Regions from separate parts of the Mus musculus genome. Here all the other regions are linked to region 5. Evidence: chromatin loops called from intact Hi-C (ENCODE). Cell type or tissue: heart. All regions are shown on one strand.

The links. A loop is a pair of places that touch in the nucleus more often than their neighbours do. Peaks named below come from ENCODE experiments on the same cell type or tissue, not always from the same donor. Only the 100,000 strongest peaks of a DNase experiment are listed, where the experiment ranks them.
Region 1: it touches region 5 in a loop (2.9-fold over the local background); 8 of 42 quality-filtered maps call a loop at or near these places.
Region 2: a loop joins it to region 5, with 2.0 times the contacts of the local background. A loop is called at or near these places in 6 of 42 quality-filtered maps.
Region 3: a loop joins it to region 5, with 2.5 times the contacts of the local background. A loop is called at or near these places in 8 of 42 quality-filtered maps.
Region 4: it touches region 5 in a loop (10-fold over the local background); 28 of 42 quality-filtered maps call a loop at or near these places.

What each region holds. Positions count from the first base shown.
Region 1 is chr9:70,939,874-70,944,873 of GRCm38, forward strand. The region is part of intron 2 of Gm32017 (a long non-coding RNA gene); the gene reads left to right. It also overlaps a transcript of Lipc not described here. Among named protein-coding and RNA genes, the nearest start is that of Lipc, 7.6 kb to the left of the region's middle. In heart, no CTCF peak of the experiment used is centred here; DNase peaks (open chromatin) are centred at 2,958 and 3,208.
Region 2 is chr9:70,840,598-70,845,597 of GRCm38, forward strand. All of the region lies in intron 1 of Lipc (lipase, hepatic), which reads right to left. Among named protein-coding and RNA genes, the nearest start is that of Gm32017, 71 kb to the right of the region's middle. In heart, a CTCF peak has its summit at 2,899 (motif pointing left); DNase peaks (open chromatin) are centred at 584, 2,104 and 2,224; H3K4me3 peaks cover 504 bases; H3K27ac peaks cover 2,860 bases.
Region 3 is chr9:70,927,958-70,932,957 of GRCm38, forward strand. The region is part of intron 1 of Lipc (lipase, hepatic); the gene reads right to left. All of the region lies in intron 2 of Gm32017 (a long non-coding RNA gene), which reads left to right. Among named protein-coding and RNA genes, the nearest start is that of Lipc, 4.4 kb to the right of the region's middle. In heart, a CTCF peak has its summit at 2,285 (motif pointing left); DNase peaks (open chromatin) are centred at 2,474 and 2,994; H3K27ac peaks cover 1,902 bases.
Region 4 is chr9:70,669,179-70,674,178 of GRCm38, forward strand. Gm31872 (a long non-coding RNA gene) reads left to right here. Exons shown (of 3, transcript XR_379591.4): 3 at 1-927. Among named protein-coding and RNA genes, the nearest start is that of Adam10, 7.3 kb to the right of the region's middle. In heart, a CTCF peak has its summit at 2,972; no DNase peak of the experiment used is centred here; H3K27ac peaks cover 886 bases.
Region 5 is chr9:71,071,806-71,076,805 of GRCm38, forward strand. Gm46120 (predicted gene, 46120) reads left to right here. Exons shown (of 2, transcript NR_168672.1): 2 at 4,332-4,720. Among named protein-coding and RNA genes, the nearest start is that of Gm46120, 5.2 kb to the left of the region's middle. In heart, a CTCF peak has its summit at 2,262; no DNase peak of the experiment used is centred here.

The DNA.
Region 1 (5,000 bases), 130 kb before region 5:
GTGGACATTCTCATATTATGTGAGCAAAAACAAGCGGAGGGCAGCCAAGCACACAGGAAAGCCTCATCGGTGGCATTGGCAGGGAGCACGGCCTCACTTGAAAAAGAGCTGGACTGGAATTTGCCCCTTCCCTTATCAATGTTAGGAAACAAAGAAAAGGAGAGTAAATAAACAGGTGGTGGGGGTGGGGGTGGGGGGAGGCATAGCCTGCTTTAGACTACTTAAAAGAATGAGGTGGTATGAGCATTCAAACTTTTATATACATATATATTTGTTAGTTTGTAAATGTGTGGATACATATGGGTATCTGTGGCTCATGTGTAGAGGTCAGAGGTCAACTTGTGGGAGTCAGTTGTCTCCTCCCCTTTGGATTTGTTGGTTGAACTCAGGTCACTGGGCTTGGCGGCCAGTGTCTTTGCCCTGTGAGCCATCTCAGAGCCCTCTGAACTCACCATTTTGAGCATTTTCAGCATCCATTTATTTACCCAAGGGGTTCACCCTGGTGAGTAGGCGTGTCTTCATATCAGCTGTCCTCTAACTGGTTGTGTGAACTGAAGTGAATTCTGTAAACCATCTCCCCCCACCCCCTTAGCACTGAAGGAGGGTTGGGCTGGAACCCCCTCCCTAAGCTCCTTTGTAGACATCTCAGGCTGGGTCAGACAACTGACTCCTCCTATCAGGATTCCAGCTGTGGATGTGAAACAACCAGAAAAAAACAGAGGGACAGCTCCAACCCTCCAAGTTCCGGCAGTTTGCTTTTGGGGTTAGACCAGTGGTTCTGAACCTGTTGGTCGTGACCCATTGGGGGGGGGGGTGTCACATACCAGATATTCTGCATATCAGATATTTACATTAGGATTCATAGCAACAGCAAAATTACAGTTATGGAGCAGCAATGAAACTAGTCTTATGGTTGGGGGTCACCCCAACATGAAGAACTGTATTCAAAGGTCGCAGCATCAGAAAGGTTGAGAAGCACTGGTGTAGATCCTATGTAGCGTAGCAGTGAAGCATTTTATGATTTGCACAGCCCCAGGAGAATGTTAGCTCTTTGTGTTACACTTAGAAGCAAAGGGGAGTGGATGATGTCCCCGCTGCTTTGAGCAGTGACGATTGCTGTTCCCTTGGGCTTTCTGGGTTCTTTGAAAGAGCGAGGACATGGTATAGACTTTGTGGCACACCTTCTCTGCATTTTTTATCTGAGTGAGTGCTGCTTGTGCTTGGGGTACTGGGTCCTTCAGAGACCAACTGAGGCACAGGTTGCTGTGTCTGATGGGGTCAAACCAAGAGTTTAAGCAGGAAGCCAGCATGGGGCCACTGGCTCTCTTCCTAGGCTCCAGGCTCCTGACCACCAGGCATTCATTCTGAGGAGTTTGTTGTCACCCTGGGTGTCAAATAGAAATGGCCCATGCCTTTCTGTGACAGCAGGTCTACATGCCATGTGACTTAGATCCTCACAAAGGCCTTTTAGGATTAGCACCTGCAATTCATGGCTGCAGGAAGCTGGGAATTGGCTTCTATTTGTTCCCTTTTATTCTCAGCAATCAATTTCAAGTTAGTAGTTGATCTCCAGGGATGCTTAATACAGGGGCTAACAATTTAGGGGACAACTTCTGAATTGTCTGCCCAATGCCAGACTCTATTCGAGTACATCTGAGCTTCAGGGAGAGTCCTGGTTGCAGGCATTATTACCCTTCTATAGATGGGCAAAGATGAAAGGCAAACAGATTACAGAAGTACCCAAATCCTTGCTGTAGTCAGAGGTGGAAAGGGATTTGAACTCTGTAGGTTTGATTCTAAAGTTCATACAACGAGAACACTTTTGTTAAATAGAGTAGGACTTATTTGTGAGATTTCCACACACATCTAAGGTCTTAAAAATGGAATTGTGTCTTTTGTAATACACACACACACACACACACACACACACATGCGAGCACACACACACACACACACACACATTTGAGCACATGCATATATCAGATGCATTCTTATAAAAACAAGTTCTACAGCCTTTTCCCAACTATGTAAAAGAGGTAAGTCCTGTAATGGCACAGGAGACCAGCTGATGGTAGAAAAATATGCAGATATTGTAGGTAGTAGGATGAAATTATATGTTATGAAATTGTATGTATATATGTATGTATGTATGTATGTATGTATGTATGTATCCAGTAGGAGGGGTGGGACTCAGAGCAAAGTCCCAAGCAGCTTCGAGTTTAACAGGAAGTAGACAGAATGAGGCTGTGCTGCAGGCACATGCTCCAGTGCCATCATTTGGCATCTGATTTCCTGTGAAACCACTGGAAGAAATCTTACCTGGGCACCTTTGAAAAGCAAGGGTCGTCAGGATGGCTCAGTAGGAAAAGACAATTGCTGTCAAGCCTTGTGCCATGAGTTCAATCCCTAGGACCCACATAGTGGAAGGCGAGAACTGACTCCTGTAAGCTGTTTTCTGACCTACACACATATGCTGTGCTTCATTCCCTGGCTTGTGGTTAGGTAGCTTTCTTAAAAGGCTCAGGGCCACTTGCCTTGGGATGGTGCTGTGCAAAGTTGACTGAGCCCACCTATATCAATTAAAACATCAAGACAGTTCTCCATAGACCCCATAGGCCAATTTGTTGAAGGCAATTTCTTAAGAGAGGCTCTCCTCGAAGACAACTCTAGGCTGTGTTACATTGTCTACTGAAGCTAATTAGGACAATCCCAACCTCTAATATTTACTTTTTGATTTTGGAGTAAATTTCATTAACTATCATCAACCAGATAACTCTAAAAGTGAGTCATTTCATTAAGTTCTATAGTTTATGATCTGAGAAAACAATTATTTGGGGGGAGTGGAAACCACCCTGGAGCCTCCTCCCAGTGTTGCTAGGATAGGGCACGAAGGCTTGTGGGTGACTCACCAGAGTGATGTAATACAGGACTTCCCTGCCAGTCTATTCTTGGTCTCTCACTGTGTACTGTGTCCCGCGGAGAGAGTGTAGCATGTGTTGTGTGCCCTGTTGCTATCATGTTTCCAACACTAGAGAGAACTGTTTGCTGGACCCTCCCCAGAGCCCCTCCCCAAGAGGAGTTGGCATGGAACTGCTTCAGTGATTCATCTTGACTGTCAATTTGACTGGATCGAGAAGCACCTAGGGCATTCCTAAGGTCCACATCTGGGTATCTGTGAGGGCATTTCTGAGGCCATTAACTAAAGGGAAAGACTCACCCTGAATGTGAGCTGGAGACCGGAGGCACAGAGGGAGTGGATTCAAAGGAAGAGAAGTACTTACTGACACAGACTGACGACATTCTGCTTCCTGGACATCATTTGCTGAACAACTTGCCCCACCACACCCTTTCAGAATGATCCCCTGCCTCAGTGCAGTGGCAGGAACAGGCTGAGCATGCGCTTTAACTCCTAAAACCACCAGCCAGCTCAAACATTTCCTCGTTTTAAATTGTTTCTCCGAGGTAACTGTCACAATATCAAAAATCTAACATATCTGCTTCTGAGAGTTTGTGTTTTCTCTTTGGGTTAGATAGATGGGGATTCCTTCAATCTCAGGGGAATTCTTAGCAGGGTGCCTACGTGGACTGACCGATCAGACTCAGTTTCAATGTGGAAACTGGGGGATGACTCCCGAAGAAGCTTGAAGGCTGGTGGGGAGGAGAGGGCACTCAGCAAGGGTTTACTCTGCCTGACCATAGATAAGAAAGAGGCTGTAGCTCCAGGCCATGTTCACGAGCCATCTTTGAAGGGAAGTCAAAGCAGGAACTCACGTGGCTTCTCACAGCACGGCTACAGTCAAGAGCAGAGAGGGTGAACACATCCCTGCTGTCTGCTTGCTAGCTTTCTCCATTCTCATACAGTTTAGGGACCCCTGCCTAGGGAATGATGCTGCCCACCATGGGATGAGTCTCCTACATCAATCAACTCTTAAGACACTCCCGCCCTAAGACATGCCCACAGGCTAATCTAATGCAGGCCCTCCTTTAATTGAGACCCTCTTCTCAGGTGGTTCTATTTGGTGATGGTTCACGGGCATTTCATGCTAACCAGCACACAAGGCATGAAAGTGTGTGTGTGTGTGTGTGTGTGTGTGTGTGTGTGTGTATGAAACACCCCTGTGTCTGAAGTGACTAGTGTTTCCCATCTGATCCTGTGGCAGTTCACCTCAGACAACTGACACTCCCTTTTGTGGCTCCCCTTTTCCCTGCTGCCCCCTCTCCTTGATCTAATGTCCCCTCCAGATCCCTTATTTTCCTCCCAGGGAAATCTGCTTTGTCCTGGTTTGTCCCTGCAGATCCCTGAGGACAGAAGTCTGGAGTGTAGATGGGATTCCTCTAGGGGACATTTTAGCATCTGGAAATCACGGAGATGCTGAGAGACCATTTTGATTTTGCTGAATTACTTCTTGAGGGTGAATTCTTAGCGGTGACAGTTTTGGTAAATGGGTGAGGTCAGGCTTACCAGTGAATATATGAGGCAACCTCTGGGCAACTCTCTCCCAGGAGATGTTAGCATTCGGTGTTTTCCTGTTGTTCTTTAAGAATACGTAAATCATCCTCTTCAGATGTCCTCGTTTACATGCCTGTGATTTTTATTGTGAATTCATCCTTCTGCACCATGTTTATTACCAACTGTGTTTCCCTTGTGGGCATGGTCCTGTTCTTCTACCCATTTGTCTTTTGTGATCTTGACATTTATTCTACAAATTTGAATTAGCTATTTATGATCTTTATAACATTTGATAGAAATATTTTCCCTCTTTGAAAAAAGTCCTTAGTAGTGCTAATTTTGACAGTGCCACCCTTTCAATTACTTCCCTGCTAAGAAAGTTAAAATCCCCCCTAAGGGCTGGTAAACAGGGTTTTTTTCAATTTTGTGAGCGTCACTCATGATTAGTTTTTTTTTAATATAAATCTTTTATCAATCAATTCTTATTTTGGTGAGTGCTCTGTTTTCCATAACATTTACTATTATAAAATCAATAAGTGTTTATTATTGA
Region 2 (5,000 bases), 230 kb before region 5:
CCACAAAAGCACTGTGTGGTACACGCATCATCCACCCCTGAAAAAAAAAAGTGAAACAAACAAAACCCACAGCCTGCCCTGAACAGGGATGTGCAAAGGTGAAACACACGTCTACCAACTCTGTTAGGGGATGCTGGAGCTAGAATCCATACTCCTGCTTGTTTGTTTCAGAATCAACCAGTTTCTAAAGAGAAGAATAAAAGAGATCAAGGGGCTAGCGACGGTGAAGACAGCATGAAGTCTATCTGCTCTGTGTCACTGAGGTGAGAGAGAGAGAGAGAGAGAGAGAACTTCAGATGTAAAGAAATGCATACTGGGAGCAAATGCTGCCGTGCCAAGAATAACTCAGGAGGAGACAGTGCAATCCCCCAGTCTCCAGTAAAATGAACTGTGTAATCAACACTGCTGTACTCTGTAAATATTCTATCCACTGATAAAGAACTCGGCAAATAGAGGTGGCGCCTGAGCACGGCTCCCAAAGCCAGAGAAAGTAGAGGAGAGAGAGGCTAATGGCTGTCAGGCCTGTCTCAGTGCCTGGGGCAACAGAGGAGCCTACGTTAAGACATCCTGTGCCTCACACAGACACTGTGTCCTGTGTCTGGCAGTGTCTGTGGTTCCTTTAAGTACAGCGCTATTTGTACTCACTGTGCACTTCCTGTCTGGACTGCCCTGGTCATCTAGCCTCTTAGAAAAATTCTGACTTAGCCAGAATCACCTGCAGGGCTGGAATCCACACCCACTTGGTTCCAGAGTCAACATTCATTTTTAAGGGGATAGAGCTTATTTATAGAAACATACAGGAAGGTATGACCATCCTAAATGTATAGCTCTGTGGATTTCTACCCATTCACAAGCCTCCTTCAGGATCGCGACAGAGGTCTCCATACCCAGAGGATGCCCTCAGTCGTCTCTAGCAATACCAGCACCCAAAACCACCACTTCCTCCTATCAATGGGAATGTGTTTCTTCTGTTCTTCAACTTTGTGTCAATAGAGTCACACAGTAGGTCTTTTGTGTCTGGCTGTTTTACCCAACACCTTGTGATGCTCATGTAAGATGTTGTATGTATACAGCCTGAACCTTGCCGCATTGGTGAGTCCTAGGCTGCCTTCCGGCACCAACACCTTCAGAGTGGCTAGGGTGGGGCGGTGGGTGCAGCAGTCATAGATGGAGCAGGCTGAGAGATGGGCTGAAAAGAGAGGGCTTTTTAGATCATGGCCTGGGCTTTACATTTCTTCCTTTCCTGCTGCTGAGTTCCCTGGGCCCAGACTGGTGGCAAAAAGACAAGTTCCTTTTCTGACTTTGTTCCTTTGTACAACAGAGCCAACCTCTTCACTGTGCTCTCTCAGATTCCTGGACAGCATTCTCTGGAATCAACCTTCCTATGCCTGGCAGTGAGGTTCCTTTAACGACTCACTTCCTGTCTGCTCTGCCCCATCATTAACCTCCAAATGAACTAGAATCATCTCCAGAACAGGAGCTCACACTCAAACCAGTTTCACCCAGATGGGGGCGTTTGTTTCTTCCTTACTATCCTGGTTGCTTTCATAGCATTATCTGAGGACTTAAAAATTAATATTATTATTTTGGAGACAGGGTTTTGAGTTTCTCAGTCTGGCTTCAAACTTGCTATATAGCAGAAGGTAACCATCAACTTCTAATCCTCCTGCATCTATCTACCTTAGAGTGTTGGATTACAGGTTTGCAAGAACACGCCCTATTTATACAGCGCTGGAGCTAGAGCCCAGTGCTTTGTTCATGCTAGGCAAGCACTCTACCCACTGAGCCACATGCCAGCTATTTCTGGAAGTACTTTTCAGTTGTTAAACACTTAGGGGTGGGGGCATGTGGAGTGCTATTTGCTTCTAGTGGGCAGAGGTCTGAGGTCATGCTAAGAACAGGCCTCCCCTTCCACTAAAGAGTGATGCAGCCTCGCATCTCAGTAACATTGTTGTTGGGAAACCCTGAGCATGAGTCATCATCAGGAAGTTGGTGTCTGTTTCTTTTCCTGATGCCAAAAGAGAAGAGGCAGGCATAATGAAGGTACTTTCATCCTGGAGTTAGAAGACCTGGGCTCAGGACTCACTTGCCACTAGCTAGTCATCTGACCTCATTTGAGTTATCCAGTCTCTGCAGGTCTGTTTCCTCCTCCTCCTCCTCCTCCTCCTCCTCCTCCTCCTCCTCCTCCTCCTCCTCCTCTTCTGTTGCTGGGCGCTGAGGTGCTTGTCACTAAGCCTGCAGGCTTCCTGTCCGGATCTCTTAGGGCTGCCTTCTATATCCTTATTTCATGAGATTTGACAGAAAACAGTGCCTGGGTGGACTGTGTGTAACGGCAGTGGAAGGATCCTTCCAGTCGCATTTCCACTTCCCTATGCGCTACTTCCAGGGTTATATCCTCACTCTTCCATCTGTGTGGGAAGGGAGCTCACCCACAAAGGGTGTTTCCTGAACTGTAGGCAGAGCTTCAAATACCCACAATTCCCATAGGCAGCAGTTTTTGACACTGGAACTTTTAGCCTTAAATTTAAATTCTTGTGAGACCTGTAAAAGGGTTTGCTGTGTGTGTGTGTGTGTGTGTGTGTGTGTGCCTAGTTACTTAAGAGGTTCAGGGCTTTATACCCTTCAAGGTGAGGCTATGGGAGGTTTTGATAAGACTAGACTAACAGAACATTGGTGAGCTTAGCATGCAGCGCTATGCAGTGTAGAGGACAGATCTCTGTAAGAACCAAGAGCCCTGCTGTGCCCAACAGGCAGAAAAGAAAGGGAAGAGAATTGGAGAGATGGCTCAGTGATTAAGAGCACTGGCTGCTTTTGCAGAAGACTGGGGTTTGGTTTCCAGTACCCACTTGGAAACTCACTACCTTAAACTGCAGTTTAAGGTGTCCAGTGCCCTCTTCTGGCTTCCATGGGCCCTGCATGCATGGGGTGAACATATATACGAAGGCAAACACTCATAAACATAACAGAATAATTGGGGAAGTTTGCTTAGTAAGTAATAAGAATGAGATGAGGCAGAAAGGCGATGGCTCAGTGGGCAAAGTGCTCGAGTGCCACACAAGCATTAGGACCTGAATTGGAGTCCCCAGGACCTAAGCACCATGGAACACATCTGTAACCCAGCACTGGGAGAGCAGAGAGACTCCTGAAGCTTGCTGGGTAGCCAGTCCAGCAGCATCAGTGAGCTCCTGGTTCAGTGAGCTCCAGGTTCAGTGAGAGGCCTTGTTTCAAAAGTTAAAGTGGAGAGCAGAGGAGGGAGACGCCTGAGATTTACCTCTGGCCTCCACACACGTGCGAACATACATGTGTGGGCACACCTGCACACACATGTGTGCACACCATACAGTTGTTGAAGGGAGAATTAGTGATGGATAGAGGTGGCTCGGATAGTTGGCTGTCATAATGCATTCATTATTGAATGGCATAAGTATTGCTGTTTGGAATCTGGGGACAAACTCGCCTTAGATGGAAGACTATTGCAGACCCATGGGACAATATCTTAATGGAAATCTCAAGAGGACCAAATTGTTCTTAAGTTACTTGATTTTAGGGGTGGCATTAACCCTTTTTAGTCAGCTGCCCTCCAATTCTACAGTTCAAAACTGTCTCGAAAATGGAGGAACGGCGTCCATATTTATTTTCTCACATATGTAACAAACAGCACAATGTCTCAATAAAAATGTATCTGTGGGATTCTTTTCTGGGTTACCTGTATGTTATGTGGCTTTATGTGTGTGTGTGTGTGTGTGTGTGTGTGTGTGTGTATGTGTGTGTGTATGTGTGTGTGTGTATGTGTGTGTGTATGTGTGTGTGTGTATGTGTGTGTGTGTGTGTGTGTGGTGTGTGTGTATGTGTGTGTGTGTGTGTGTGGTGTGTGTATGTGTGTGTGTGTGTGTGTGTGTGTGTGTGTGTGTGTGTGTGTGTATGTCTTGTCAGGCATTTTGCTTGTGCTATGACTTGGTTTATTTATTTTTTGTTACTTCCCATGCTCGGGAATCATTAAGGATTTTGGGTTTCAGTAGCCTTCTTTATTATTATTATTATTATTATTATTATTATTATTATTATTATTATACTTAGACATTTCAGTCACCTTTTCTTCAATCATATCTCAGTCCCTACCCTTTCTTTTCTAGTTAATACACACAAGGCCTCTTGGGCCTTCTCCCAGTGCTGTTGGTTTATTCTGCTCTGTGTTTCACTGGATATTTTCTGCTGTGATGGCAGCAGGTCCACCAATCTTCTCTTCTCCTGTGTCCGGTCTGTTGTTAACCTGCCCAATGTCTTGTTTTCTAGGAGCAGTACTTAGGTGTTTTAAGTTGCTCCCACATTTCTGCTTAGCATCCACACTCCTTCCCGCAGGTTCTTGATCTCAAAGAGATGGAACATACTTCTTGGGACTCTTGCCTTGGGTCTGCTGCTCAGTTGGTAGAGAACTTGCCCAACACCACTGAGGCCCTAAACTCCACTCCCAGCACTACATAAAAGTCGGCCCGGTGGTATATGAAACCACACACAGAACTTGGGAGGTAGAGGCAGGGGTATTAGAAGTTCAAGATCATTCTTGTCTCCATAAGAAGTTTGAGGCTAGCCTATGCTACATAATATCTCAAAAGAACACCACACAAAACCTCTTTATGTTCTTGCTCACCAATTTTGTTATTATTATCATTTCTAGTGTTGTTCAAGTTGACTGACCTTTCTTTTAATTGTGGGGTTTTGCCTTCTTCTTCTTCTTCTTTTTTTTTTTAATGTAATTTCTGTTTAGACACCACACTCTGAATTTTCTCTTCTTGGTCTTGGACATTGTTGAATGTTCTAAATATTATTTCTGGGTACAGTTACTTTACTTGGAAATGATTTGAGCCTTTCAAACTTTGTTATGTGGGACCAGAATGGCTTTAGCTTGGGACTCATGGTCCCCGGTCCTGAGGTGATAAACCTTGTGAATAGTCAGGTCTATCTATTCCAGTGCTTCCTCACCAATCTCTACTGGGCTGAAG
Region 3 (5,000 bases), 140 kb before region 5:
TGGCCCAGAGCTATTGTGAGTTTCTCTACCCATCACCAGTGAGTCTCAGCCTGGAAGCTTCCCTTTAAGGAACACTTTCTTTTCAGCTTGCAGATGTTCTATTTTGGAAGAGCACATTTTCATGAACACCTTAAATTTAATATATATATGGAAAGTTGGGCCTATCAACGTTCTTTCATGTAGGGGAGGGCCTCCTAAGGCATCCTATAAGGATTTATAGATAGTTGGTTTCTGGGTGAAGGAAAGACATTTTCTTCCCTGTTATAGCCACTGACATTTTGACTATGGTCCTGTAAGTAACTTCTCAGCCAGCTGCTGTTAGAAACCTAATGAAATTCACTGGAGCATACACATTCATTCTCTCTCTCTCTGTCTCATGCACACACACACACACACACACACACACACACACACACACACTCACACTCACTCACTCACACACACATATGCACACACATACACACACATACACACATACACACACATGCACACACACATACACATACACTCACACTCACTCACTCTCACACACACTCACACACACACCCCACACACTCACACACACACACCACACACACACACACACACACACACACACACACACACACACCACACACACACACACACACACACACACACACACACACACCCCAAAGCATGACTAGGTGGGAAAATGAGTGGGGAGCAGCAGATGTGGGAGAAAGATAAGACAAGAAAAAAATGTAACAGTGGTGAAATATAATCAGCATACATTATATATTATATATGCATAAAATGCCCCTTGTAGATAAAAGTAAGTTGTATGACAGCTACTGGTGAGGGAGGTCAGTACACAGAAGCAATACATGCTGACTCCCAGCTTTTGAATTACGAGTTAGAGGTGAAGCCAGGTGTGGCAGTTTGAATATGCTTGGCCCATGAGAAGTGGCAGAATTAGGAGATGTGGCCTTGTTGGAGGAAGTGTGTCACTGTGTGGTTAGGCTTTGAGGGTCTCCAAATGATCAAGTTCTGCCCAGTGCAGAAGAGACCAACTCTCCTGGCTGCCTTCAGATCAAGATGTGGAACTCTCAGCTCCTCCTCCAGCACTATGTCTGCCTGCACACTGCCATGTTTCCCACCATGATGATGATGGACTGAACCTCTGAAACTGTAAGCCAGCCCCAATTGGATGTTTTCCTTTGTAAGAGTTGTCTTGGCCATGGTGTCTTTTCACAGAAATGGAAACCCTAACTAAGACAGCAGGTTTGCCTTGGGGGTTCTGTAGGAAGAGTTCACCTTGGAAGGCCAGAGACGAGGGCAGGTGGCAGCTCCTCCATAGACTGGGGTTCTGGGAGTCTCTACTCATGATGGTTAGTTTTAAACTGTCAACTTGATGCAATCTAGAATCACCAGGAAAGAGAATCTCTGACTCGTATGAGACCAGGAATCTTAATTAAAAGACACTTCTTTAATGTATGTATGTATGTATGTATGTATGTATGTATGTATGCATGTATGTGCTTGTGTGCATGTGTGCACACATGAGTTGGGATGCCTGAGGTAGCTAGAAAGGGTGTCTATCTCCTAGGGCTGGAGTTACAGGCACTTGTGAGCCACAGGACATGGGTGCTGGGAACTGAACTCAGGTCTTTGAGAGAGCAGTGAATGTTCTCAGCCTCTGTGTCATCTCTCCAGCCCCCAGGATTCATATTTTAACAAATCCCCCAGGTGTTTCCAGAGTTCCACTGCTCTGGCCAAATTCTTCCTTTCACCATGGTGAAGCTGATATACTTTTAAGTCATCTAAATCATTAAAGTAACTATACTATATACAACATAAAAATTGGAAGAAATAAAAATTCAGATATAAACTCAATGGAAATAGTCATTTCTGTGCATTTTTCTCCCAATATTTTCTCTTTCAACCCTTCAAATAAATGTCGTTTCACACAGTTGTAATGACAGCACACATTCAGTTAAACATACTTCCCTTTCTCACTTAATGTTGTACATGTTTTCCTAATTCCACACTATTCTACTAGGTAACATAGCACAGACCCCAAATGTGAGCTGACATGTGTGTGGATGTGAAGGCAGGAGTACAGGGATGAACATGTCGTCAAGGAAACCACTCCTTCCTCGCTTTGAGTGTCTTCCCCCACCTTCTGCCCCAGCCCCACTGGGAAAAATAAAAACTGTGAGTGTTTCTGGACGCAGAGTTATAAACAAAGAATGGTAGATTAAGCTAATAGCTTTGCCATTTCAGAAGCCGAGGAGATATCACCGCGCTCCCTAGTGGCAGTGATTGAAAACTGCACCTTCTTTGGAGCAGTCCTGCAGACATCCTGGACTCCTTCAGTCGCCAAGGACTAGTTTTGGTCTTGGCCCTCACTCCTGTGCCTGAGTGTGAGCCTCAGCATTGCCAAAGTTACTATGGCTCCTCTGCCCCTTGCAAAACTGGCTCACTCACTGCGGTGCCTGTGCCCCCTTGGCGGGGGTCTGGATGTCCTGCCCTCGCCCTGCTAATCCCATTTCCTGGCAGGCTGGACTCCAGTTCACCGAGAAGTCTGGACTCTAAAATGGACACCCTTCTTGGAGCCAGTGACCAGCCACCTTCCTGGTAGTGCGAACTGCTGGCCCCTTTGTCCTGTATAGACCATCGATATCAGAAATATGATCTTGGAGATGCATTTGGGGCTGCTCCGCTCTGTCTGTGGACCAGGATAAATCAGGGCAGCCTGTCTTCCTGCTGAGTCGTCTGTGAGTACCCAGCATGGCAGCTGGTGTGTTAAATAGGGCAGAGGGAGGGGAAGACCAGAGAGGGAATCTAGATACCCAATTTTGGCTTTGGCTGGGCGCTCTCTGGGTGATTTGTGTTTTTAGGTCAGTTTGCAGGCACTGAAGGCCTTCAGTGGCTCTTCAGTTTCTTCCTGTGCAGTGCTAGGTCCCCGTGGAAGGCAGTCAGGGTCAAAGTCGGCTGTCTGTCCTCTGGTCCTTGGCCTGTCCTATCTAGGTGACACCCATCAGGAAGGTTTTGGCCTCACTGGGCTACAAGGCCAGGACGTTTGCCAGAGAGCAGGAGAATCTCTTTCAGAGGAAGGGGGGGGGGGGTTTCCGCACAGTGCTGGGGTTGTTTTGCAGCTGTTGTGGAATGGTGGGTCTGGTCATCCTGGGGGTGTGAGCTGCATTTCTGCCTACCTCCTCTAATAGTTACAAGTCAGGAATCAGCAAGTCTCCTTAGGGCAGTGATCTGAGGCTGGCTGGGCCTGCAAGGATGAGTGAAAATGACAGGTCTGACTTGTGAGTGCAAGGTCCCTCTATTCTGTGGCCTTCCTGTCAAGGCAAACCCTACACTGACCTGCCTCCTCCCCAGCTGGGGATCAAAGAAATGATATCTTAGGTAACCAGTGGGATACCTCTCAGACTTAGGCCTACGTTAGTCGTAAGTACACAGTCTGCCTGCCTGCCCACCTGTGCCCCTCCCTCCCTCTTCTCCTCCCTCCCTGCCTTCCTCTCTTCTTCCCTCCATCCCTTCCTTTCTTCTTATGCACTAATGTCCCACTCCTACCCACAGAGCAACCATTGCTTTTAAACTCTGTAGATGTTTAAACAAACCTCCAACCTCTAGTAGGATACATAGAAAAATTCAGTATACTAGATATTCCACCCTATTTTCCTGCCCTGATATTTCATTTCACATTTTCTCACACTTATTTTTTAAAGCAGCTAGATAAATTGGTTTTGAACTTTCTTTTTGAGGTCATAATTTACCAGGAGGTAAAGAACCACTCTGTGTCCCCGGCTCAAAACACAACCTACACACAGCCTTGGTAGTATCTCGGGAGGGGTTGGGACTCTGAACCCACCACCTGGGCTGAATAAAGATCCCCAATGTTGTGCTATGAGCATCTCAGGGTCATTGATAAGCCATTTATTCCCAAATACCATACCGTTACCAACTTTCTGAAATGTTTGGTAGTCGGCATTTGAATTTAAAGGTGGACTTAGCAGTGACTGCGATTCTGCCGCTGAGGGTTGATCATGGTCAGCTGCAGTTTAACCAGCCCTGTGTATGTGCTGGCTCAGGATCACTCTCTCCTCTGTCTTCACCTTCCTATTCTTCTCCTCCTCCATATCTATTTCTTCCTCTATTTCTTTTCCTCCTTCTCTTCTTCCTCTGTCTTCTTATCTCCTCCCCTATCTTCTCTCCTCTTTGCTCTCCATCTTCATCTCTGTCTCTTCTTCCTCCTCCCTAGATAATTTACTCTCAGAAGGCTCTTCAGGCTTGGAAGACACAAGCACATTATCATCTCTGAAGCTGTGCTTCTGCCCAAGGAAGGCCTTGCTTTCTTATTCTCTGATGCCAGCTTGCAAGACCCCACACAAACGCACCCCCACCCCTCCCCAGGCTCGGTCTGCACAGGCAGCTGGGCACGAGCTCTTTCATGATCACTTTTCTCCAGTGGGACTCATGGCACGCCATGCTGTGGTGGAGAAACATGCGCACCCATAACTGATCGCCTTCATTACACTCAGCGGGCTGCCTCATACATTGGATTTGACACATATGTGGATCATTCCCATTCCCTTCTGCCCATAATATAAAAATATTTTCAGTAATGTTAATGAAAAAGTAGTAATTGTTTTCTCAACTCATTCTTCAGTTTTAAAGCAATGGACAGATTTAAAGGACAGTGTTTTTTGGTTTTTTTTTTTGGTTTTTTTTTGTTTTTTTTTTTTAAAGACTAACTTCCAACTTTAAGATAGTCAAATACAATAAAATTACTCTGGTGTGAACTCAAATTTTTACTTGCCAAGCAAATTCTTAAGCTTTACAGTTCACAATCTGTCTTATTCATAAATTTTTAAACACAAGCAAAAAAATCTTAGTGGACGGGTATCACATTGGAAAACAGAATTGAAGTAATGTGAACCCTGAACTTTCAGTTTTACACTTGCTTCCATCATGTTTATTTTTAGCTTCCTGTTTAAATGTGGGAATGGGTATTAAGTACCAGGAGG
Region 4 (5,000 bases), 400 kb before region 5:
GTTAGGAGTGAAAGTCGGGGTAGGATGCTTGTCAGACACTTGTGAGATCCTGAGGGCAGGTCTCAACACATAAACAAACAAACAAACAAAACTAGAGCTGGAGAGATAGCCTAGTCATTAAAATACGTGTCACTGAGTTCAGTTTCTCAGAACCCCAGGTAAAATAGATGGGTGTGGCAGTGTGGGAAGGCAGTGATAGATAGGAGGAACCCTGAAGCCCATTGGCCAAGCCCAGCTAGCTGAATCAGCAAGCTCCAGGTTCAGTGAAAGACCCTATCTCAACGAATAATGTGGAGGAGCAGAGAAATGGCTCAGAGGTTAAGGGTGTTCCCTGGTTTTCCAGAAGATCTAAGTTTGGCTTCTAGAGCCTGTATCAAGTGGTCCTGGTTGCTCCACCTGTAACTCCAGCCCCTGGGAGCATGCACACACACGTTTACGATTGTTTAAATCTTAAAAATAAAGTGTTAAGTGATTGAGGAAGACACTTGATGTTGAACTGTGGTATGACATTCACACGGATATTATAAATAAATAAATAAATAAATAAATAAATAAATAAAATAAAAAATGAAATAAAGCAAAGCTTAGAAACAGAACCAAAGGCTTTATGGCAAGGGCAAAGAAGACATAGTTACTGAAAGGGACATGGTGATGAACAAGGTCCTGGGGATTGTTCTGATGCAAATGTGTTTGTCACACTGTGCTTTTGGTGGCCATCTCCATAGAGGCTCCTGAACAGGTGAGTGACCTGGTAGCTACCTGCCTGATCCTTACTGTGGCATGGTAAGTTGGCTAGCTGGATAGTTGACTGGTAAAATCACTTAGCGTATTTCTTTGGCAGGAGTGACTTAATCACGAAGCCACTTGTGGTCATGCTTCAGCTTCTCAAGTATTGATAATAAAGATGGGCTCATCAGCTTGATAACATCAAAGTCTACCTGAAGATCGTTTCAATAGTTTGTTTGCTTTTGTTTTTGAGACAAAGTCGCAATATGTAGCTCTGGCTGACCCAGAACTGGTCCTGACCCTTCCTCACTCTGTTTGCTCCTCAGGGATTACAGGTACACAACGTAACCATGCCTGTAATATTTAAAGACACATTTTGTAGGAATTTAGCTCTCATCCATTAGTCCTTGTGAGTTGGTAAATTCGGACAGCACTGAGAAACGGAGCTGGCAGGATGCATTAGTGAGGAAAGGCATTTTCCACCGAGCCAGATGACCTAAAGTCAATCTTCAGGGCCACACAGTGGAAAGGAAGAATTTAAGAGTTGTCCCCTGATCTCCACTCATTGACTGTGTCGTATCTTAACACACACACACACACACACACACACACACACACCCATAAATAAGCATTTTGTTTAAAGCCATGTTTGTGGTCCTTCAAAGCTAAGAAGTAGGACTGCGGGTGTGGCTCGGCGGTATCATAAAACATGTGCTTATCAAGCACGAAGGTCTGCATGTAACTCTCCAGCCCTTAAAACTCAAACAAAAAGTAAGGAGTAGGCTTTGGACCATGGCAACACATCTTTATTTAACAAAGAATTCTAGAGAGTAGACTACAAGATTCAGAGAGAAGGTTAATTCAGAGTTAAGGTTGGATTAGAAAGGATAATGTTGGGTGATGAGGAAGGACAGAGTCTAGGTAAAGGACACTTAGTTACAAAGTAATTGTTTTTCTAGTTTTAACTCTGTCATAGATTTTCTTTCCTTTCTTTTTGTAGATAAGTGCATACAATGTTTAAAAGTCGATTTTTTTTTTTTTTTTTTTTTTTGGAAACATGGTTTCTTTGTATAGTTCTGGTTGTCCCTGAACTTGTTCTGTAGACCAGGTTGGCCTGGAACTCACAGAGATCCACTTGCCTCTGCCTCCTGAATGCTGGGATTAAAGGTGGGTGCCACCACTGCCCAGCAAGTGGATAAAATATAATTGATAGTATATAAGCCAAAGCAAAGGTCAACAGCTTTAAAATGGCTACTCTAATTGTACAGAACTTCATTAAGATGTGTAGGCTTGGGGCTACATCAGCCTAGCTGGATGTTGTTGTGTTTTAGTTTGCAGGTTACACACACACACACACACACACACACACACACACACCCCTTAAGTTAGAAGCTTACTGTACTCCTTACTCTCTTTTCTCATTGCTGTGACCAGATACCTGGCAAGAAGCGACTTAGGGAAAGAAAGATTTATTTCGGTTCATGGTATGAGAGGTACAGCCTATCATGGGGAGGAAGGCAGGGCAGCAGGAACAGGTGGCTGGTCACGTGATGCCCTTAGTCAGGAAGCAGAGAGAGGTAGTGCTGCCGCTTCCTCCTCGCCCCCCTTTTATTCAGTCTGGACCCCAGGCCATGGGGCCCCAGCCCACACTTCCTTCCTCAGTTAACCCTCTCTGGAAACATCATCGCAGACACACCAAGACTTGTCTCCTAGATGACTTCAAATCAAGTTAAGTCAACTCTGAAAATGAACTATCACACCTGGTACATCTTCCTGTCTATAAAATGGATTACATCTATCTCACAGCATTGTTGCAGTGAATAAACAAGATTGTGTATATTAAAGTGTATATTAACATATCAGGGCTATTATTTGATAATCTGTGGGTATCTGTCCTAGTAACAGAATAAACGTTTGTAGAGTTTCACAACCATGATCATTGCCATTCTGTAGGTTTTCTGGTCCTCTGCCTTTGCCTTCAGGGTCTTGGTCCTGTTGATGTCAGCTGCCACGGTAAGAACACGAGAGTTTCCAGGAAGTAACGCATGCTTAATTGTAACAGAAGGCTAAAAATAAAAGGTGTTTTGGGATAAAATGTGATCGAGATTACTGGAGCCAGAGAAGTGTAAGCAAAATCTTCAAGGACTATTGGAAGTTGGTCTAGTTTCTGAAACAAAGGTCACACAGGCAATTTACTGACGGGAAAACTGAGTTCCAGAGTGACAGACGTCAAGCCCAGTCCAAAGAGGGCAGTCTTTCCTCAGTTCCTGACAAGCAAAGCAGAAGCATCTACAGCTACACAGAGCCATGGCTGTGCCTTGAAAGCTCCTAACTGTTGGATATGAATGAATAAGGAAAATTTTTTTAAAAAATCACTTCAAATCAAAGGAAAGGCGCCTGTGTCTAACATGGTTTCTGAGCCGTCAGCCTGTGCCCTGACCTTGAGAGGCTGGGTTAAAGCTGTGAAAAGGGGAAAGGAAACAAAGACAGAAAACAAGTTGGCAGAAAAGTGCAAGACGTTTTCAAGACTAGACAGACCAGTTTAACTGAATGGAGAGGAAAGAGAGGCCCACAGATGGATGAGGTGTGCCTGTGGAGGCTTTAAATTTTTCAGTAAGCTACTAGAAGTTTAGACAGGAAGATATTGTTTCTAGTTTTTGAATAGAGTACTCAAATTTAGCCTATATTCGTATTGAACTTTAGTAAGTTTGTGTTGGACATGGATATACTGTACTGTGTGGCTCTTTCTAAAACTCCTATAATATGTGAGTCACACTTGTCTTTGAGAATTAGGGAGAACGTGGTTATAATTCAGTATTACAAATGCTTGGCTAGATGTGACAGCCCCTGAGTTCACTCACACACACACACACACACACACACACACACACACACACACACACACAAACACTACATAAATAAGCATTTTGTTTAGAGCCATGTTTGTGGTCCTTCAAAGCTAAGAAGTAGGACTGAGGGGTGTGGCTCGGGCGGGGTGGGGGGGTGGGGAGAGGAGAGAGTATGAGAATATTTGATTTTTTTTTCAGTTTGGGGATCAAATCCACTAGGTTCCTATAGTAACCAGGGCTAAGTATTTAAATAAACATTACAATTTTGTAAGTCTATATTAGAGGTATATAGATGGTAATTCTTTCTAGTAGAGAAGTTAATAAGGATTTGAGAAGAGGGAAGAAGCCTTAGGCATAGGGTTTCTATTGCTGTGATAATACACCATGCCCATAGGCAGCTCGGGAGGAAAAGGTCTATTTCACTTATACGTTCACACCACAGTTCATTACTGGATGAACTCAGGGGAAGAACCTGGACGCAGGAGCTGATGCAGAGGAAGAGCTCTGCTTACTGGATTGCTTTTCCCATGGCTTACTCAGCTAGCCCTCTGAAAAAAATCCAGGGACTCCAAGCCTGGGGTGGTGTGACCAACTCAGCTGGGCCCTCCCATATCAATCCTCCATCAAGAAAATATACCATAAGCTTGTTCCTTCTTCCAAAAGGACCTTAGCTTGTGTCAAGCTGACTCAAAACCCAGCCAGTACACCATATCTCCATTCTGTCTCCGTGCATTTTAAAGGAAATGGATACCCAGTCCCCACCCCCACCCCAGTGTTGGGAATTCTTATGTGTGCTAGGCAAGTACTGTCACCTCTGCGGTTGATCTATATCCCCAGCTCAGACACTGGTACTTTTAAATGCCTGTAGTTGTAAATAGCATATTTCATTAGTCTCTAAAAGTGTATTTAATGCATTCCCCCTAATTCTTCTTTTACATGAAAAGTAAAATTCTAACCAAAAAAGTGTATTGAGAAATGAATCACTGAGCCTCATTCTGTAGAACATGTGGGAGAGACACTCCTTCTGGAGGGTAGAACATGTGCAAAGGTGTTGAAGTGGGAAGTGGTGTGTGTTTGGGAAACTAACTGTTGTTGAACGGCGGCACATTGCGCTGATTAAAGCCAGCCTGTTCTCCAGACAAATTGAACCTTGGCGGTTGGCTCTGCCACTCAGGTTTCTGACTTAGGGTGGATTACTTAAGTTATTTCAACTTCCATTTCCTTACAAATGTCAGCTCCTGTTACTCTGATTTTGCCCTTGTTTCCTTCTATTTTACTAACTCCTCCACCACCACTGGTGCTAAATTGAACTTAGGATCTCATGTACCCCAGACAAATCTCCACTGAGTTGCATTTCCAGGGAAGAAAAGGAATGTGTAGCTCAATGTTATAACTCTACACACTAGACCCTTGGACCAGTTCTCA
Region 5 (5,000 bases):
GTAGCACAAAATTGCCTTGACTTCCTAAGACTCCTATTCTTAAAGAGACTTACAAGCCAGTCATGTAACATATATCTCCTCACACTGTACAATTAATTGTACATCAGAACCTGATCATTCTGTGTCACCAGTAAGTCCCAGCTGTCCTGAGTCCCTGCCTCCACTGCTGTGAACACAGTCATTGTTCTAGCCCAGGCTACTCTGCCACCTTCGCTTACTGTCTGTTCCCTCTCCTGGTTTCCGTGCTGCCCTTCCTCCTGCTCCAGTCTCCTAGAGGCACACAAGATAGCTCGGCCAGCCAGGTGTCTCACGTCACCATGGCCAGCATCTGCTGTACTCCTGGAGGGTTTGGAGGTGGCTCAAAACTGATCTTGGCTTTTGAGGACACCACACATCCTCCTGTTCTCTCCATCATAAGCAGGTGGCAGGTGTGCACTGCAGGATATGTGAGTAGCGTCACGCCTGACAACAGGGACTGGAGAAAGAATACTTGTGCTGAAGAAAAGCTTAATTATGACTGAGCCCGACTACATGAGAGAATACAGGAAATGGATATAATATATAATGAATGTAGCCTGCTCGGGAAAGCAATTCCAAAAATTATGTTAACATTCTCATCTTCCCCCAGGGGCTGCCCCTTTTCAAGTTATCTTATTTCCCTCTCTCTGAATTATGAGCCTGGATGGTTACTCTGCTTCTGATTCAAAGTCACAAACTATCTGTGCCTTCCTGCAGAGATGTGAGAGGTGAGCTACTTCTTCAGCTGGGCTGATAGATCCTTCCAGAAGCTTCAGCTGCTGCCCTTGCTCACAGGTCCGACCTCTTGTCACCTGGGTGAGGCTGACTCTTTCTAGTCTCCTTGTCACTGGGAAGCCTCACGTGGGGTGGAGGGGGCCCAGAGGTCAGTTTCAGCCTCTCAAGGTGTTGACGGGGTGAACCAGAGACTTCTCGGTGGTCCTGTCTGCTTGCTGGTGCGATGAGCCACGTGGTCCTCATTGCCTCTGTACCAGCCCATGCTTATGTCACCACTGTGTTCCCTGCGGCTTGCTAAGCAGCAAGGACACACACTGGGGGGGGGGGGGGGGGCTGGGAGTGCTTCAGTATGCAGAGTTTGTGAGGCTCGCCCAGATGGAGTGGCCCTTGCATTTCTTCTGCTAATGGAAAAGAAATGAAGGTCTTGAAGAAAGGGTTTGAAATAGTCATTTTTTAAAATTTTCTCTGCACAGGTGTGAAACAGGGTTGGGCATCCTGGGATAGATGGCTGCCTCCCAAAGCCTTCTTACCACCATCCTTCAAATTCTTTTCATTGCTCTTTATATTATATCATATTACATGTATTTTTTATTTTTTATTTTTATTTATTTTTTGCTTCAAGACAGGGTATCCTGCAGCCCCAGCTGACCTCAAACTGTACGCTACCAGAGATGACCTTGGTTTTCTGATCTTTATTCAGATGGACCACAGAGCTCTGTGCCGTGAGGCTAGCACTCTACCGACAGGAACACACCCTTAACCCTCACCACAGGAAGTGGATATAATGAATACAGACTTCTCGGGGAAGCAATTCAGAAAATTATGTTAACATTCTCATCTTCCCCCAGGGGCTGCCCTTTTAAAAGCTTTGCTGGTAGAGAAAATTATCTGGACAGGGGCCTAGCTTGAAACTGGGCTTTGGAACTTTTTTGTCCAACATAATTGAGAGATTTTTGAGGGTTTCACCCTTAAGCAGCCTACGGATTGAGTGATTTATTTATATATTTTTGCCAAAGATATTTGTGCTAAAAAGAAGCACTGAGAGACCAAAAGGGAAAGATTCTCCCATGCTCTAATGTGTAAAACCCGTGCAAAAACCTTTAAAATTGTTGTGCCTTAAGCTTGCTTGCATCATACTATTCCAGCAAATGCTCTAGCAAGGCAAGGAGCAAGAATCTATGATTACAAATTGTCCCAACAACTGGAGTGGGGGCTCACTCAGTTGCCTGCCTGTGGCTTCTGCTTCCCTACCTGGGCTGCTCTGTCTAGCCTCAGTAGGAAAGGATGCGCCTAGTCTTGCGACTAATCACTTGAGGTGCCAGGGTGTGTTGGTCCCCTGGGAGGGACCTCCCCCTTCTCAGAGGTGAAGGGGGTTTGGGGAAAGATCTGGGGGGAGGGAAACTGAAAGGAGATGTGGGGTTGCAACTGGGATGTAAAGTGAATAAATCAATTAATTAATGGGGGGAAAGCCCACAAATTTGGGTTCCCCACTGTTTGAAGCCATATCTGTCACAGACCACAGCACTCTGTCACCACCTGGTGGTAGCATAGGCTCCTTCCACCGAGTGTGCCCTGTGTGTGTGTGTGTGTGTGTGTGTGTGTGTGTGTGTGTGTGTGTGTGTGTGTACAGGTAGAGTTTGTGACTTTGAATCAGGAGCAGAACGACCATATGGATTCATATCATAACACACATGTTCATGAAGAGAAACTGAATCTTAGAAAACAAATTGTAAATATATAAATTTGTCTCATATGATACTATTGCCCTTACTTAGAATATATGATCCGTCTGGGGCAAAACTATTTTATATAATATTACATCCCATCTCATGGAAAGCTTCAAACTTACAAAGTGAGTCTCAAAAGTAATTGAATATCTTAAAAAGATATGAATGTTATAAGCAGACGTTATAAAGAACATGATTTGTAAAAATATCAATGTATAGAATGTATTATAATAATAATCAAGTAGAACATGTAGGAGATGTTTTAATCAGATGTGACCCATTATGCCCATTATAATGTTGAGTTCCAGTTAGTAGGCATAATGTTTAGTTACCTTGTGGGCTATTTTTGGAAGATTTATTTTTATTTATGTGTATTATATGTGCTTATATGTTTACATGTATACATTCTTGCAGCTGCACAAGGAGCCCAGAGGCAGGCATCAGCTGTCCTGGATCTGGAGTTATAGGTGGTTGTAAACCACCTGATGTAGGTGCTGGGAATTGAACTCAGGTCTTTTTCGAGAGCAGCAAGTGCTCTCAACCACTGAGCCAAAGGTCCAACTCCTCCCATGTTTTTGAGGCACAGATTCCCTATGTAGCCTAGCCTGGTCTCAAACTTACAATGATCTTCCTGTCTCTGCCTCCTGAGTACTGGGGATTCCATGCATGCATCACCAAGCTCTGCTTTCTCACATGTATTTTTTTCCTCATTATTTTCTTATTTCTTATGTATATGAAGCAATTGACAGTCCCAGAGTTGTTTTGAATGTCAGCATGTGTGGCATGTGTAGAAGACTCCAGTCTATTTGAGCAGTTTGATATCTTCCCAACCTACTTCTGGTGTGTGTGTGTGTGTGTGTGTAATTTTACTTTTCCAAGTCTTAACTTCCTGGGTTGGGTCTGTAAAAATCATTGATTCTATGTCACTGGGTTGGGGTGAACATCAGATAAGATACTAAGTATTCATGTGAATACGCTGTGCATCTAAGGCATCACTGATGCCTGGCAAACAGAGTCTGGATTCCAAAGCTGCCCTTTTGGCCTCAGCGACTCAGTGCCCTCCTTTCATAAGGAACCCAAGTCAAAAATCTCTGGGACATTCTCCTCCTCAATACTTTAATTCTCTTTTAATCCTCTGGTTCTTAACTTTTCCAGCATGTCTCTCAAGCCCCTCCCCCATTTCCCACATCCCAGCCTTAAAGGATATTGGAGGAATGGGAGGGTTCAGGAGGGACAAGCAGGGTTGGAAGCTCACATGGTTATTGGGGGAGGGTGGGAGAGGCAGAGCTGAGCAAGAAGAGTATTCCAGAAGCTGAGTCATCCCAGATAAGTTCCAGGAAGATAGAGTTAGGTAAGCAGAAGAGGGAGTCTGAGAAGATGTGGTCCTGTCCAAGATGGGTGAAAACTGAAATGACATCCCAGGGACATGTTCATCCCTTTGCCTGCACTGGGCCAGGCCTCTCTGCATGGAGGATAACAACTGGGATTGTACATTTTGAACAGAACAGAGCACATATATTTCTGGAATTTACACAGAGAGAGAGAGAGAGAGAGAGAGAGAGAGAGAGAGAGAGAGAGAGAGAGACAGACAGACACACAGACAGACACACAGACAGACAGACACACTTTGAAATCTTCTAGAAGGAAGTTGAGGGCCTTCAGATTCAATGCTCCAGATTACTTCTGTTGACTTCCTTCTGTATAAGAAGCGTAGAATCACCACTTCCTTTGCTCCTGCTGTGTTGTTTCCCCACCCCCTCCTCAGGGAAGTTGCTCTTCAAGAGGCCCTATGTTGCTGGACGCCTCCATCACTGTGCTGGAATTGGACTGGCTTTTCTTTTCTTTTTCCAGAAAATGAAGAGTCGCTTTCTTTTGCGCATACTCGGGCTGCTGCGGCTCCAGGTCGCTGTCTGCCAAAAGCCCACGCTGAGATTGAACCTTCCAGAACAAAATGGCAGCCTGCCCTCCGATCTGGAGTACAACTCCTCAGTGCACCTGCCTTCAGAACTTGTGTCACCGCTGGAACGTGGCAGGAGCCTCCATCCTACGTTCTCATTGCCTAACCTAGCCTTCACAAGGCTGGCTTTGGAGATTCGCCAGCTGCAAACATCTTCCCAGGGCATGCCCACATTCCCGTGGTGTACCTGTGCCAAGGGACAGGGGAGGCTTTGAAGCATCTGGCTCCAACTCCCAGAACTCTATAGGAATCTTGCCCAAAATACAGAGATTACTGTCTCCGCAAGTATTTCAGGCACGGGCTCTTTTTTCTAAGGCTAAGAAACCGTCTCTGCAGATACTGCAGGCTCATGCAGCACCTTGCGTGCAAACCTAGCTGAAGCGTTCCCTAAGAGATCATTGCCAAGAAACATGTTGTCTCTATAGATAAAATTCTGGCACGAAGAGGAAATTTTAAATTACCTAATCTATCACCCTCTCCTCCAGGCTTGGTGCTAGACAGCTTGAGCTTGAATTCTTTGTTCAGATGCTCCCACCCTTAAGTCCACTACCCAAGTTACAGCT